2 separate regions of the Homo sapiens genome follow, and region 1 is linked to region 2. Evidence: read pairs that join two places in POLR2A ChIA-PET (ENCODE). Cell type or tissue: IMR-90. All regions are shown on one strand.

The links. ChIA-PET counts read pairs that join two places held together with the same protein. Peaks named below come from ENCODE experiments on the same cell type or tissue, not always from the same donor. Only the 100,000 strongest peaks of a DNase experiment are listed, where the experiment ranks them.
Region 1: POLR2A ChIA-PET joins it to region 2 with 6 read pairs; 2 of 35 experiments call an interaction of 5 or more read pairs at or near these places.

What each region holds. Positions count from the first base shown.
Region 1 is chr18:34,818,253-34,826,252 of GRCh38, reverse strand. It overlaps DTNA (dystrobrevin alpha), which reads right to left. Exons shown (of 23, transcript NM_001386795.1): 8 at 7,923-8,000; 9 at 5,338-5,462. Among named protein-coding and RNA genes, the nearest start is that of DTNA-AS1, 55 kb to the right of the region's middle. In IMR-90, no CTCF peak of the experiment used is centred here; a DNase peak (open chromatin) is centred at 4,232; H3K27ac peaks cover 173 bases.
Region 2 is chr18:35,111,730-35,119,729 of GRCh38, reverse strand. The region is part of intron 4 of MAPRE2 (microtubule associated protein RP/EB family member 2); the gene reads right to left. Among named protein-coding and RNA genes, the nearest start is that of MAPRE2, 74 kb to the right of the region's middle. In IMR-90, no CTCF peak of the experiment used is centred here; a DNase peak (open chromatin) is centred at 1,729; H3K27ac peaks cover 625 bases.

The sequences.
Region 1 (8,000 bases), 290 kb after region 2:
ACTTATGGAAAAATAAAAATAAAAAAATAAAAAATAACAAATTCATCAAAACTTTTTTCAAGGTAGCTGGTGCTAAACTATACTCTGAGATTTTGTAAGACATGTCATCTGTTGGATGAAGCCAAAACAACAGCTACTTATCTACTCTAGACAAAACTGAAGTTCTGAAAACAATCTTAGTGTTTTGCATTACTTATCTAAGACATATCTTTGATATATAAGGGAGCAACGCAAGGCTAGTTTAAAACTAATTCTGCCTTGAGTTGAACACTAGCACTTTGGAAGAAGGATGCTAATTTTATACAAATGTCCTCTGTGAATTATGAAAAGTTTGGTCTGTTAGATTTTAAAACAGTGAACAGAGTATAATATCTTCATTGTAGCTTTGCAAAGAGTTGAAAAAAATACTTGACCCCACACTTCTGATTTTGTCTTTTTTTAAAAATTTTTCCTTCTTGCTCTGTCTAAAAATGAGAAAACAAGTGGATTTAGAATGCTTTTTAACTAGCTTGATAAATGTATTCTATTGAATCTGGTCACTACAAAGCTGAAATCAAGGTTTCTCAGCAAATGGCTTTGTTTAAGGTCTACCACTGAAATGTTGAACTTTGGACAAAGAATGGCTAGCTCTGGCACCAAATGATGGTTTTCAGAGGGACTGAAATTCCTATTTCTTCCACAATCAAATGGCAAGTTACCTTATCTAACAAATGGCTCACACTGGGAATTTTGAACATATTTGGTTTTATGTAAAAGAAACAGCTCCACAAAAGAGAGTAAGTCACAATGGCCTTCTGGACAAGATCTTCACAGAGGACATTTTTATATAAGTGGCATCCTTGTGAACTGAGTGTACAGCATAAGAAGACTTAGTTCTAAACTAGCCTCATATTGCTCACTTGTTTTGTGTCTCATCCCCACTTATGATCATGATTATACATCTTTGTAAGTAGACTGGAAATGACTGCACTACTTACCAAGTATCACTTTTGGCAGCGAAGAATTGAACAGAATAGAGACCGTTAATCATGGTAATATTTACAAGCAATACAATAGCTAAGAACAAATGTCAAAATACCAAAATGTCACCACCTGCTCATTTCTATTTAAGGACTAATTCATGACTGGCAGCACCTCTCTACAAGGTGGGTAGAAAAAAAAAGTCCCTTGGCTATAGTTAAAAAAAAAATGGCATTTTCTGTGTGTCACATGCTTCATTTCCATATACAAATGTATGTATGTGTGTGTATATGTGTGTGTATTAGTACCGCAACCTGTTTAAAAATCCTATTGATTTAATTTTTTTTTTTTTTTTTTTTTACTGTATCTAAGGCTACCTGTAAAATGTTAACTTGTTACATAGTCAGACTGTGCCATATTTTTGCCATTTTTTCACATTTAAGTTGTGGCCAGGTATGGTGGCTCACACTTGTAATCTCAGCCTAGGAGTTCCAGACCAGCCTGGGTAATATAGAGAGGCCCTATTTCTACAAAAAATAAAAAAAGAAGAAAAAAGAAAAAGTTGGAACTTGAGTTTTAAATGAGTAATAAAAATATTTTCTAATGTATTGATAAAGCATTTTCCACTTATTATTTTCTTAATTTTATTTGTATCTTATAATGCTTTTGCTGCTCACCTTTGGATGCAATATATATTAGAGGACTAACAGCATTTTTTTTATTTTACTTTAAGTTCTGGGGTACATGTGCAGAACCTGCAGGTTTGTTACGTAGGTATACATGTGCCATGTAGTAAAAAAAATTTTTTTTTTTTTTTGAGATGGCGTCTTGCTCTGTCGCCTAGGCTGGAGTGCGGTGGCGCGATCTCGGCTCACTGCAACCTCCGCCTCCCTGGTTCACGCCATTCTCCTGCCTCAGCATCCCGAGTAGCTGGGACTACAGGCGCCCACCACCACGCCCGGCTATTTTTTTTGTATTTTTAGTACAGACGGGGTTTCATCGTGTTAACCAGGATGGTCTCGATCTCCTGACCTCGTGATCCGCCCGCCTCAGCCTCCCCAAGTGCTGGGATTACAGGCGTGAGCCACTGTGCCTGGCCAGCAATTTTTAACACAATCATTAAACAGCAAGATGTGCATTTAAGAAGACTGTATAATGTTCAACATCAAATTTTATATCCATGAGCTCTATAATGTTCTACATATTTCAGCACTATGTAAGGACATACAGTTATCCTTCACTTAAACATGTACATCATGGAATTTTTTTCTGAATATGTCTTTGAAGAATTTGTATTAATTTACAAAATCAACACACTTTTTCACAGTGGCAAAAAAATGTTTTATTTTGAGTCTGTGCTATAATTCCCAATGTCCAGAACCTCAGGTCATCAGTACAGGACAGAGGATGCCCATCAATATTGCCAATGCTTGCACCCCACTCACTGCTCCCTTCTTACCTCTGTCTGTAAGCTTATCTATGGGTGTAACTGATGTGGACTGGGATATTTTTGTGACACTACATCCAAAGAATGACAAAGATGTGGTTTGTACTACAATTAAAGATTGCTTAATAAATTATTTAGTAAAGCAAGGGGAAAGATCAGAGAGGGAATGAGGATGACCAAGACAGAGCTATAGCTAGAAAACATGTTTATTGCTATGTATAGTTCTAAGGAACATACTTTTAGGATGATTTTTGCTAGAGACTCAATGATAAAGTGTCTTACTATACACATTTCTGCACTATGACAATATTCCTTCTGCATAAGACCTTTATAATTTAAGTCATATTTGGGAGTAATAAATTAAGCGCATTAAGTGGAGGTGGGAGTATTGGTGTGTTTTATTTCTTAAATTTCACTTATTTCCATTGTACAGCACTGTATAAAAGTAGTGGGCTTATTATAAAATGACATGGTATGGAATGTCATATATTTTTGTCTAATTTATCAAAATCTTATTTACATACATTTGGAAGAAGTGTGAATATTCATTAATTCCATGTACATGTTCATTATAGCAGATTAAGAGAGCATTCTTCTTTGTAAATGATTAAGGCTTAATACCATTTATTTTTTCATTTCAATGGCCTTGATGTGCCTATGATAATTTAGAATAGTTAAATGAGCAATGCATTTTAAAATTAGAAATCTCAGAAAAAAGACATGGATATCTACTCATGACAATAGCATTTGAAAAAGAAACAAATATGGAAAAAATTTCTATGGCTAAAAATAGAAAAAAAATTCTTTTCTAATATAGACTTAACATTCTACATCCAGAATGTCTTGTATGTTATTTCAACAATTAAATATCTTGTACAATTTGCATTTTAAAATTAAAACTTTCATCCTGGGAAAATATGTTATCAGTGAGTAGAGATCAGTATTTTGATTCAAGGACTCTTGAGGATCTGGTAAAATACATAGAGGTTTTTCTCAGAAGACACATTTTGTACAGAATTTTAAAATCTCTCCATGGAACATAAACTAAGAACGCATTGTGAGGCTATAGCCCTCAGTTAATTCAATAAATAACAAAACAGATTATATTGCCCCGTAAGTCAAAATGTAAAAATTATTACTCAGCCAATTAAATACTTCTTTCTCCCTCTCTTTCTCTCTCTCATGCAGACACACACGTGCACACACACACACACACCACCCAATCCTAGCACCCACTGGGTACAGGCCCTGAGCTAGATAATACTCCAGTGGGACTCACTGTGAAATGGACTTTTACGTTGCAGTGCATCACGTTCTAATTCTTTGGAGGAGTGGGAAGCAGCAAAGCTCTTAGAGCCAGGCTATTCACACCCACACCCTCTATCTTCATGACACCCAGCAGCTCTGTTGAAGGCTGCTCTCTTGGGGTGAAACTCCCAGCAGGGCTGGTAGGAAATTACTCTCGGCAGAGCTCAGGGAGCACTGGCTGCTCTCACTTCGCTGTGGTCATTCATTAGCAACTTAGTGATTGTGTCTAATTGGTTATGGGAAGGAAAGTCTAGATCTTAATAAGGTTCTTAATAAGCATCTGTGAGGTAGATTTCTGCAAGTGGTTGGCCCTTTGGGACATTCCCCAGATTTATTTACCCCTGGCTTATTTTAAGGCTTATTTATAGAAACATAATTTCCAAAAATAAGCTAGCCACATTCTACAGAATTAGTTTACATTAGTTTCTGGAGGCTGAGCCCATGCCAGCTTGTAAGCTGAGAAACAGGAGCCTCCAGGCTGTGTATACTGCTGAGGTCAGAGATGCCTCAGAGCATCCCCGGGAACAAGCAAAACAAAGCCCCAAAGTATTTATACAAAGCTCACAGACGTGACCCAACACAAATCGTTTGGTGGTATTTGCTAAGGTCCATCAGAGAACATAGTTGCTGCTTCCACGAAGGTCTCATACCCACCACAGTGCCCCTTATGGATCATATGCTGAACTGCCTGAAGCATGAACTTTGCATTGTTGAATTCCTATACCGGTAGGTCCCGTCACCCACCTCTTGATGTCAACATGCAAACACAGGCCCTATGGTGTGATAGGTCCCACTGAAGTGTGGAAAACTACAGGCAGTTCATAAGGAGGCATCTGTGACTACATGACATCTAATTGTGCATAGAAGCAGGTAATGAGACTCTTTCTTCTTATGAGCCCCAGGTAACACCAAGGAAAAAATTGTTTCTTCTACCTAAGCCCCCTTGTTATCTTGGCCACCCAGGCCTGAGAGAGGTTCAAAGGCATGAAACTTCTGGGAGGTAGCAGGGATGGCTGGAAGGACTGTTTGTTGGCCCAACACCTTCTGCCACGAAACTCACACATACTTTGAAGAAAAGAATCTATGGATATTCTGATAAATTTTCCCGCCACTCCCCCTCTTCAACCTTCCCCTGCACAGGCTATGATTCTTCTAAAGTTATACAGCTTGGGATGAAAAACAAAAGTAATTTCTAGGTTTGCTGGCATCTTAAACTGGGTCTGCAGAGAAATAAAACAAACAGCTTTTATATTTGGAACTCAAAGCACATATGAAATTAAGGAATAATATACTGTAAATCATTTTTTACCACAGTGATCCCATTGTTAACTTCCAATGTGCAGACACCACTAACATCCGTATTTTATAACTAAGCTTTCTGAAATATTTTCCACCTCCAGGTGAATTATGTTAGTGTTGCATACTTTACTTGTCCAGCCTGGTGGAAGTACTGTACACCTCAACAACAACAAAAAATTATGATGGCATTACTCTGACTTTTTTTTTTAAACTAAATTAAAAATCTTGGTTGCTGACCACTGATAGGAAATTGCTTTTGTGTGGCTCCAGACATGTGCCCTTGAAGAAAATTGTCTCTATACTGGGAGGGTAGGGATACTCACACGATGTGAGCCAAGTTGAGTGGCTTCTCAGGCTGATCTGGGAACATGGGGTGCAAAGGTTCACGGCTGGAAGCACAGCTCAGGGACTTGCTTAATGCATTAGTCAGCTTCTTAGCAGGTGATTTCTGGAAAGAAGAAGGAAGGCAGAAGTGACAACAGCTAATATTTATGTAATATTTTATCAAATGATTTGCTTTTCATAATAGATATTCATTTACGGAAGAAATCCTTTTTCAGTGCTGATTCTGAGTCTGGAAGTTTGCTCAATGCTCGGAAAAGAGTTTCCGAACAAGCTGCCTCCTGCTGCTCAGTGTCAGCAAATGCTACAATAAATGGAAGCAGGCATTGTGCATGGGGCACCTGCGCTGGGACTTAATGGGCCTGCAGGAATCCTTCTGACAAAAACTCAGCAGACTGGGAAGGTCATTCGAGAATGGAGGAAGCAGCAACAGTGAAGGGAGCCCTTCTGGGGAGGAAAGCAGGAGGCAGATCATCAAAATCTTTATATGGCTTGTTAAGAACTGTCTCTTTATCCCCAGGACAGAGGCAGACCATGAAGAGTTTACATCACAGGCATGACAGCATCAGACCTGATTCTAGAAGGACTGCTCTCACTTAAGAACAGAAAATGGTTTGTGAGGAAATAGGCTTGGAATGAAGATGAGTGGAAGATTTTGCGGGAATCCAGGTGCAAGAAAGATGTTTCAGGTGTGGCTGAACACATCCAGTTAGAAGTGAAAATGGAACTTCAATCTGAGTCTTCAGAATTTAAAATTCAGGTTATTTCCAGAGAATCACGCTGCCTCTTCTTCGTTTAGATTGTTGGGAAATTTATCCTGATGTTATACAGTCAAAATTTTATAAAAAGTAGCCTACCACATACATTAGGTTGGTGCAAAAGCAATTGCGGTTTTTGCCATTTGAAAGTAATGGCAAAAACCGCAATTGCTTTTGCACCAACATAATAATAAAACCTTAACCATGTTTTTCCTTTCCATAAGAAACCATTTCAAATTTTGTCACTTTCTTTTATACCTAGAGTCCATAATTGGTAATATAATGAAGTGACTATTGTCCTCATTTTTTAAAAGCTAAGTAATAAGAGCATTGCTCAAGAAATCCCTCTGGCTTTTGTTAGGAGATGTAATTCTTAGAACAGTTAAGACAGCAGCAACAGCAGCTCTTTGCCCCACAAACCACAGGGCCTTCTGTCCTCTCAAGGAGTCTGATCCTTCTTTGTACAGATAGTGCCCTGGAATATAATGTTAGGTCTACAACCCCTAAGAAAGAGGCTCCTTATGTAGATTTAGCATTTATGTAAAACAACTAAATCTGATTAGTTTTCAAACATCAAATCTTTTAGGATATGGGGTAGAAGTTTGAAAACTGGTAATATGCTAACAATAAGAAAATAGAAAGTTTTAGCTCCTTTCTTCTAAACTAAGTTGTAGTTCATGATCCGTGTTAATGTATCTATCTGTCCTCAGCATGACATAAACAACAGTGAGGAGTTGCATTGGAATTGGCAAGTTCTCAGTATACTCTTCCTTAGTGAAGAACTGTTGCTTGAATTCAGAATCTGACCGGTGATGAAGTACTAGTATATTTACACTGAATATTGGTTCCCAATAATAATTCCTAGGAAGAACATTTTGATTTAAGATGTATATTCTGAAGACTTCTTTAAGTAAAGACTAAAGGTTGAATTGAAATATATTAAAATATAGAAAAACTCATAAATAGGTTGGATTTTCTTGTGACGGAACTATTCCAAGAGGTGCTGGAAGGGCTGATGGTATATCCCACAAGAACCAATCTGTACACCTTACAAAAACCAATCCTTGAAGAGATGCACGAGGGCAACATTGCTGGAACTGATCTTTGAGTTTAACGAAGATAAACATCAGTAAATCATAATCCATTTGAACAGTGAGCACATGGAGTCACATTTCCTCCCACAGACCTGGTACCACATGCTCCTGAGAATACATCTATCACACAGACACTCACATGCCACCTTTGCCAGGTTGGTCACTCACACTCTTCATGAAAAGATGGTTTGCTAATATAACCACAATCTCCCCTCCCCACCCTCTGCAGAAAAGTAAAATGGAACAGTATTATTAAGTCCACACTCTCCTCTCATACTTGTTTCTTTAATATTCTAGTCACGCACTTAAAAGAACTCCAGAATCTAAGAAAAATAAAACTAACAATAATTTTTAAGCCGTTTCCACAAAACAAAACTTGGAAAAGATTTTAACTTACTGTGAATGTAAGATTATGTTCCAGAAGGTCCTTGCTATTCAGTTGTTATTTAAATCAGTACTGAATTATCTATATTCCAAGAAGTAACATAGTTTTGAGTCTTCCTATATTTTAAATCTCAGGAAGCTACACTGGGTTCCAACAGAATAAGTAAGAGCACGCAGTAGGGTGGAGAGTGGGAGGAAGGGGGACTGAATACTAGACCTGGGATGGAAGGTAAGTTTGCCCTTTAATTCTGCCACCATCCTTGATATTCCCTTTAACTCTGGGCAACACTCACACATCCAACTCCAAGTATTGCCTGGACCTTGCCTTACCCATGACGTGTACTCTTTCATTTGGTGCTGGTTGCTATGAGAACCACCGGCATGTCCCCTCCAGAAGCAGTCCTGACA
Region 2 (8,000 bases):
TATGCTCAGCTTCAATAAATTTGTTTTTAGAACCAAAAAATGTGATTAACCCATAACCCACCAATGGGCTCCAAGGCATAGGTTCCTTCCATTCCATGCACTCCCTATCTATCTCCGTCTGTGCTTCTTCTAAATTATCCTAATTCATTCATTTGTGCAAATTTTTATTGAGCCATAACCCTATTATGTACCTGGGAAGCTAACAGGCAGTTGAGATCAAACAATGAATGAAACGCACAAGATGCTTGTCCTTGTGGAATTAACATTCTAACAGGGGAACTAGACAATAAATAATAACATAAATTAGGAAGTGATAGAATAAACTAGAAAATAAGTGCTATGAACAAGAGAAAAGCAGAGCAGGGTTGGGTAGACAGAGCTGGGCTGCGGGTGGGTAAGTAGCAATTTTAAATAGGAATTTCATGGAAGGCCTAAGCATCCACTATGGGTCTTCCTCCAGTTTCAGTTTTTCAACTCAGACCCATGGTACTTTCATGGGCCACACTCACACCAAGGCCACCCAGAAGAACGGAGGTCAGAACACCAAGCACCAGCAGGGCAGCGCCAGGTGCCCCTCTTGCTGGGAGTCCTGCAGCAGTCTGGCACAGACACGGGAGGCGAGAACCTCCTGTGTGGGGTCACCGGGGCTCAAAAGTCTCATTCTTCACAGAAGCCAACAGCTCTTGTAACAAACTCCATAGTCACAACTTCCAGGTTCCCTGCAGGGAACATGCCAGTTGCAGGAGTAACCCTTCCTTCTTCAAGGTCTCTCACAGTAAGTGTGAGACCTGAGCCAAGACCTGAGGCAGGAGAGGAAGGTGGCCGTCTGGACAGCCAGGAGCAGAGCAGGCCAGGCAGAGGAAATGCTGAATGGGGGTGCAAAGGCCCTGCCTTCTCCACTCAGCAGCCAGGTCAGGTGGGTGAGGCAGGGTAAGAATGGGATACTGTAGGTAGACAGAAGGTCAGAGATGTACTGGAAGGGCAGGTCGCAAAGGACCTCGCAAGGGAAAAGGGAAGCCACTGCAGGATCCTGAACAGAGTGACATGATCTAGCTTTGCTTTCAAAAGGCTCACTCTGCCTGCTGTGTTGAGAACAGACCAGGGAGGCTGAGGGGAGCTGCAGAAAGGCCAGCTAGGTGGCTACTGCAGTAATTTTCCTGGGTATGAGCAGTGAGTGCCCAAGACAAGATTTGTTGTGTTTTTGGTAAAGTACTTGCAATGCTATAGTTTAGGAAACCCTATTCTGTACCCTACAGAACAGTCGCCAAATGTCCAGCAATTTCACAAAACCTATGTTTTGCAATGTTAACAGCAACAAAAAGACATTCTGTGATCAATGGCATGTGCTATTGATTCCAAGGGGAGGGCTTAAGAGAAAACGGGCAGTAACAAGAGCTGAGTCAGCCGGTTTCCCTCCCAATCCACTGTTTAGGGGTCATTACAGTGTAAAATAAATGGCTCTGCCCCTGGGAGAGCATACGAGTGAGGCGCGCTGCAGGTCAGGGGCCTGCCGAGGGCATGGCTGCTGTGGCACAGAGTGGTCAGCACCTGAGGACCTCTCTTCGCTGACTTGTGGTCTCAAAGCCTGCCCCTGCCAAGGACAGAGGGCCTGACTCTCCTGAGCATGTCCAGTGAGTGTGAGCCTTCACATACTGAGTTACTTCTGCCCTGCTGCTTACTGTCCCTGCTAGAGATGATGTGCTTATTTTTAGCCATCATGTGATTCTCCAGTATTTTCCAGGCTCTGCTTGAGTCACTCTGGTTTCAGAGAATTTTTCACAGGGGGAAAAATGCAGGAAAGCGTTCTGCATCTTAAAATGGCTCAAGTATTAAAAATTCTCTTTTAAATAGTTATTTCAACATGCTATTTCTTTCAATAAACTACTGACTTTTCACCCCTCGCATCTTGGTAAAATATTAAGTGTCCTTTAAAACACATTAAGTATCACATCCAATCACTATCTTCATTTAAAATATTATTTTTTGATCATTCTCAGAGCAACAGAAATGGTGAGGCTCACTCACCCCAGTGAAAACCACACACACCACATCCCAACAATAATTTAGAGTACCCCTTCGCCTGTTTACTGCAGTAACAGGGGAAGATGGTGACAGAGCCCAGCACACTGAGCCAGCCCACTGGGCAGACGACACACAGGTGTCACCACAACAACTACATCAAGGGTGCTACTGCACTCCTGGTACGCAGCAGTCATTTAACCAAAAAGCTTATACACTAGGATGGTCATTTTGGGGGAACGTAAGTACTAAGTGTATAATGTCTTGTCCTTTAGACTCCAGTCAGAACCCCTGTTGACCAATAACTAGCAAGACCAGTGTTTGCGGTTGTTTTTCCGATGGTGGCCAGCCTGTTGTGCTCCATTAACACCATCTTATCCAGACTCTCCGGCTAAGAGAGACACGGTCTGAGGCCACAGGGCAGGCTGGAGCTCAGGGAAGGGAGAACTCCGCGGTGAGCCCCATGCTCACCAGGCTCCTGGTCCAGGGATCTCTGCTTCTATCAACCGACTAGTAAGTCAGAAATGTGTGTAACATTTATCCCCAATTTCCTCCTCTGCTTTACTTCCCATAACCCATTAATCATCCAATTTTGCTGACTGTATCATCTTACGGTCTCCATCACCCGCATGGCTACTACCTTCATTAAGGCCACTGTCTTCTCCCATGTGGTTTGCTGCAAAGCCTCTCAGCTGGTTTACGAGATTCTAACTGTGCCCTCTCTAATGTGTTTTCTATAATACAAAGCATGCTTCTGCTTAAACTTTTCCATGACTCCCTACTATAAAGTGTAACCTCGGTGTGACAAACAAATCCTACAGTAATCCCCTTACCCTAATGATCTCCACCTCCTGGTGTTCATGCTTTTGTATGATAGCCTCCCCTTGAGTGTATGTAAGACCCGTGACCTGACTCTAACCCACAGAACATGGCAAAGGTAATGGGAGTCACTCTTACCATTATGTTACTACATGACTGTCTTGCTGACAAACACACCAGAGAGACTTCCCCTACTGCCCTGAAGAAGCAGTTGCCACGAAGTAAGCATCTTTGTTGGAAAAGCCCATAAGGCATGGAGGTGCAAGTGGCCTCTAGGAACTGAGGGTGGCCTTCAGCAAGAAACTGAAGCCTTGGTCCTGCAGCCTCAAGTCAACAACTTGAGGGGGCTTGGAAACAAATCTTTCCCCAGTTGAGCCTTTCATGAGACCACCACCCCAGTGGATACCTGGATTATAGTCTGGTGAGATCCTAAAACAGATAACCCAGCTAAGTTGTGCCTGGACTTTACAATCTGTGAAATAATGCATAAGTGTTGTTTTAAGCTGCTAAGTTTGTGATTTTATTTTTGTAGCAATAAGAAGAGCCCCGCTTCCCTCTGCAGTCTCATATCTCAACATCCACACTGAACAACATGCACTTTACTGAATGGAGCACATTCTTTCGACTTCAGCATCCTTGTCTTTCTGCCTGGAATGCTCTTCAATACACCTCCGTTTGGCTAACATCTACTTATACATTAAGTTTTGCTTGAACTTTACTTTTTTCAGAAACCTTTATAGAAGATGTTTAAGACTAGCTCAGGTGTTCTTCCTATATATGCTGAAGGAACTCGCCTCTATTACTATTGCCTATTTATTGTCAGATTTTCCCACTAGGATTTAATTTCCTTGAAAACAGGTCTTGTCAGAATCACTATGTATCTCCAGAATCTCTTACAGTGCTTCAACAAACATTTGTTGACAAACTAAATCAATTAGTAAAAAAGAATGACTGAGAATTCAGGTAAAGCTTTCACAAAAAGAGCAAGGAATCCAAAAAGTAGGAACTGGTAAGAAACATTTTCTAGAAGTAATTATATGAAAAAGACACATGCACACACATGTTTATAGCAGCACAATTCACAATAGCAAAGATATGGAACCAACCTAAGTGCCCATCAACCAATGAGTGGATAAAGAGAATGTGGTATATATACATCACGGAATACTACTCAGCCATAAAAAGGAATGAAATAATATATTTTGCAGCAACTTGGATGGAGCTGGAGACCATTATTCTAAGTGAAATAACTCAGGAATGAAAAATCAAATAGTGCGTGTTCTCATTTCTAAGTGGGAGCTAAGCTATGAGGATGCAAAGGCATAAGAGTGATATGACAGACTTTGGGGATTCGGGGGTGGGGAAGGTTGGGGGCTGAGTGTGGGATAAAAGAGTACATATTGGGTACAGTGTATACTGCTCAGGTGATGGGTGCACTAAAATCTCAGAAATCTCCATAAAACGACTTATCCATATAGCCAAAAACCATCTGTACCCCAAAAACTATTGAAACAAAATTTCAAAAGGAAACATTTTCTGAGCTACTGTGTAGTGTACTAGCATACTTTCTAAGTTACAGTGTAAGGGGCTTCTCAGGTGATGGAAATGACTGGAGAGCACTTCAAAAACAGCCATGTGTTGACTGAGTACTACATCTTCCTTGATCAAGATGAATGCTGCAATGATTCAACTTAAACTCATCAACTCAATAATTATATGAGGACCTTCTACAGGCCAGGCAATGGGGGAACAATGATTGAGCAAGACAAAGTTGAGTTATAGTGTAGTTCACCCAATTCAAAGGGATTCTAGAAAATTCTACAAGTCAAAGCTGTTTTCGATTCCTGCCCAATATACTAAGCAACAAAAAAAAGTATCAATAATAAAGAAAAATAGGTTCACAGACAATCTATGATATTCTGCTGTGGAAACTAAGAATGAATCCTAAGTCACTGTCTTGTGTGGCCTGGCGAGGTTTACAGCTAGGCTGAGAAGTAAAATCTGATATTATTCCTATGGAGAGAAAAGGAATGATCCATCAGATGAGCACATGGGGTTTAGTTATAGAATTAATATTTCAACACATATCAGGAACAGCTATATAAGATTAATGACCCAATGCTGTTTTAAAAAGGGCTAGGATGGTCTGCCTTCCAGTGCAGGGAGGACAACAGTGGAGACCCTCGCCCTCCTCTGCAGAGCTCTGTGTGAAGGAACAGACTCTGAGTGCCCAAATACATGCCAATTGCATCTATCCTTCACTTTCAAATCACCCAGACCATTCACACGGAGAGCTAATTGACTTGAAGGATTAAGAAATCAGAGATTAGTAATTCTACTAATCTAGGGCTCAATATTCTTGGCTTTGTATACACTTCTGCTTTTGAGCTAATAAGAGGCCTGGAACAAATGGTTTTAACATTTCCTGCATCTATAAATGTAGACAGTAACTCTACAGTATAGTAACTCTCTCTCACCCTAGAACCTACTGTAAGGATGAAAGGAAATGTTTTTGAACTTTTGAAAAATCACGATAAAAAAAAATGTCATCGCAATACAACAGCATATGTTCTGCTGTCTCAAGCCTAAGCAACATTGCAGAGCTTTGTATATCCTCCATACACCATGTAATTTGAATTTGGTTGTGAAATTTACCGTGGTTCAGCATAGTGTGGGGAGGAGGTAAGAGGAGAAAACAAGACCACATCCATGACATATGAGAGACGCAATATAATATAATGATGAAAGAGCATGGATTCTGGAATCACAGAGTCAGGCCTTAAATCTTAAGTCCTCTCCTTCTAGTGTGTGACCCTGGCAAGTTACTAAACCTCTCCGTGCCTCAGTTTCCTCAACTTTAAAGTGGAGGGTAATAATATGATCTGTCTTTTAGAATTGCTGAATACATATTAAGTTCTTAGGATAATAGCTGACACTTAATATGTGCTCAATAAATATTTGCTAATATTACTGATGACTCCTTCTATATTTTATTTTTTTGGGACAGGGTTCCACTTTGTTGCCCAGGTTGGAGTGTAGTGGCATGAACATGGCTCATTGCAGCCTTGAACCCCAGGCTCAAGTGATCCTCCCACCTCAGCCTCCTGAGTAGCTGGGACTACAGGTGTGTGCCACCATGCTTGGCTAATTTTTGTATTTTTTGAAAAGACGGGGTTTTGCCATGTTGCCCAGGCTGTTCTCAAATTCCTGAGCTGAAGCAATCCTCCCACCTTGGCCTCCCAAAGAGCTGGGACTACAGGCATGTGCCTGGCCTTCCTTCCACATTTTAAATGTTTTCATTTCCCTTAACTTTCATGAAAAATTCTATTCATATTAAGATTCAGATTCTGAGTTGCAAAGTAATAGTATCACAACATTCTGTAGTTTTTGATCTCTAAGCTTTAAAACACTCTAGTTTTTTTTTAAAAAACAATGTACATACTTTGACCCAGAAAGCCAAAATAATTAAAAATTGCAAATTGAATTAGTAAATCATCTGTCAAAAATGCTACCTCAGTAAGCAAAGAAATTAGGATGGCAATGAAAAATGTATGGCTCTTCCTAGGAAGAAGCCCTTGGGCTTTTCTACAGACGCTGCCAGGAGATTCCTATTTGAAACTCCAGAATTCTTCATAATTTTCTGCTCTTCTCTCTGCTCAATAGTTTAAATTCAGAAATATTCAGTGTCCTGGCAAGGCAGGGCACTGCTCATATTTTATGCTGGGGTTTTTATCATCATAAGAGGTAGGTGCTATAGTCTGAATGTTTGTGTTCCCCCCCAGATCTATACGTTGAAACCTAATCCCCAACACAGTAGTATTAAGAGGTGGGGCCTTTGGGAGGTAACTAGGTTGTGAGGGCAGATCCCTCATGAATGAGATCAATGCCCTTATAAAACAGGCCTAAGGGGGCTTGCCTCTTCTGCCATCTGAGGAAACAATGAGAAGGCACCATGTATGTGGACCAGGCTCTCACCAGACACTGAATCTGCTGGTGCCTTGGTCTTGGACTTCCCAGTCCCCAGAACTGTGAGAAATACATTTCTGTTGTTTATACAAAGCTACCTAGTTTATGGCATTTTGTTATAGAAGCCTGAACAGACTAAAATGTAGGGAAATGCAGTTTCAGTTATTCTTTGAGGAGAAAAGTCTAGCAGTGTCTTTTATACATCTTACACATGTAATCAGAAGAAAAAAACCACTGCTACCTCTCTTCTTCCAGGGAGTAGGGGATCTTCTACAATAATTTAATTAGTTGGGCCATTAGAATATTTCTTTCTATTTGCTCCAAGTCTTGATGTAGCTAAGGGAGTAGGCATTAAATGGTATGCAGCTTAGCAACGGGATAGTTTCTTAATATGAACAGGTCAAAAGGATGCCATGCTAATATGGGGTAGGGGTTGGGTAAAAGAAACAATGTTCTGCCGGGTGTGGTAGCTCACGCCTGTAATCCCAGCACTTTGGGAGGCTGAGGCATGTGGATCACCTGAGGTTGAGAGTTCAAAACCAGCCTGACCAACATGGAGAAACCCTATCTCTACTAAAAATACAAAATTAGCCAAGCATGGTGGCGCATGCCTGTAATCCCAGCTACTCGGGAGGCTGAGACAGCAGAATTGCTTGATTGAACCCAGGAGGCGGAGGTTGCACCATTGCACTCCAGCCTGGGCAATAACAGTGAAACTCCGTCCATAAAAAAAAAAAAAAAGGAAGGAAGGAAAGAAAGAAAGAAACAGTGTTCTGCATAATAATGAGAAGTACTAACATCTATTTGAAGAGAAGTCTTGCTAATTATGGGGCTAGTAAGAAAAATGCATCTTTTCCTTGTATTATTACATGATTTCTAAAATTAATATTTGATCCTTAAAGACATACGTAAGGTACTTGGGTAGGATGGTATGTGGATAAGTGACTGGGGACTGTAAAATAGCAGTATCAAGTAGGCATCTACTGGAAAATTGTAAGAATAAACAGGCATGACTCATCTTGATAGCAAGACCATCAAGGGACAAGAAGAGTACCTGTGCCCACCCTACAGGGCTCCGGTAAGTCAAATGCCATCATAGACTGACCTAAAGTGAATTTCTTAGAGCAAATAATGGCTTTAGGGAAAGACCAACATTTGTGGTTAAATTAAGGAGTTTCTCAAAAGGTAAATGAAGA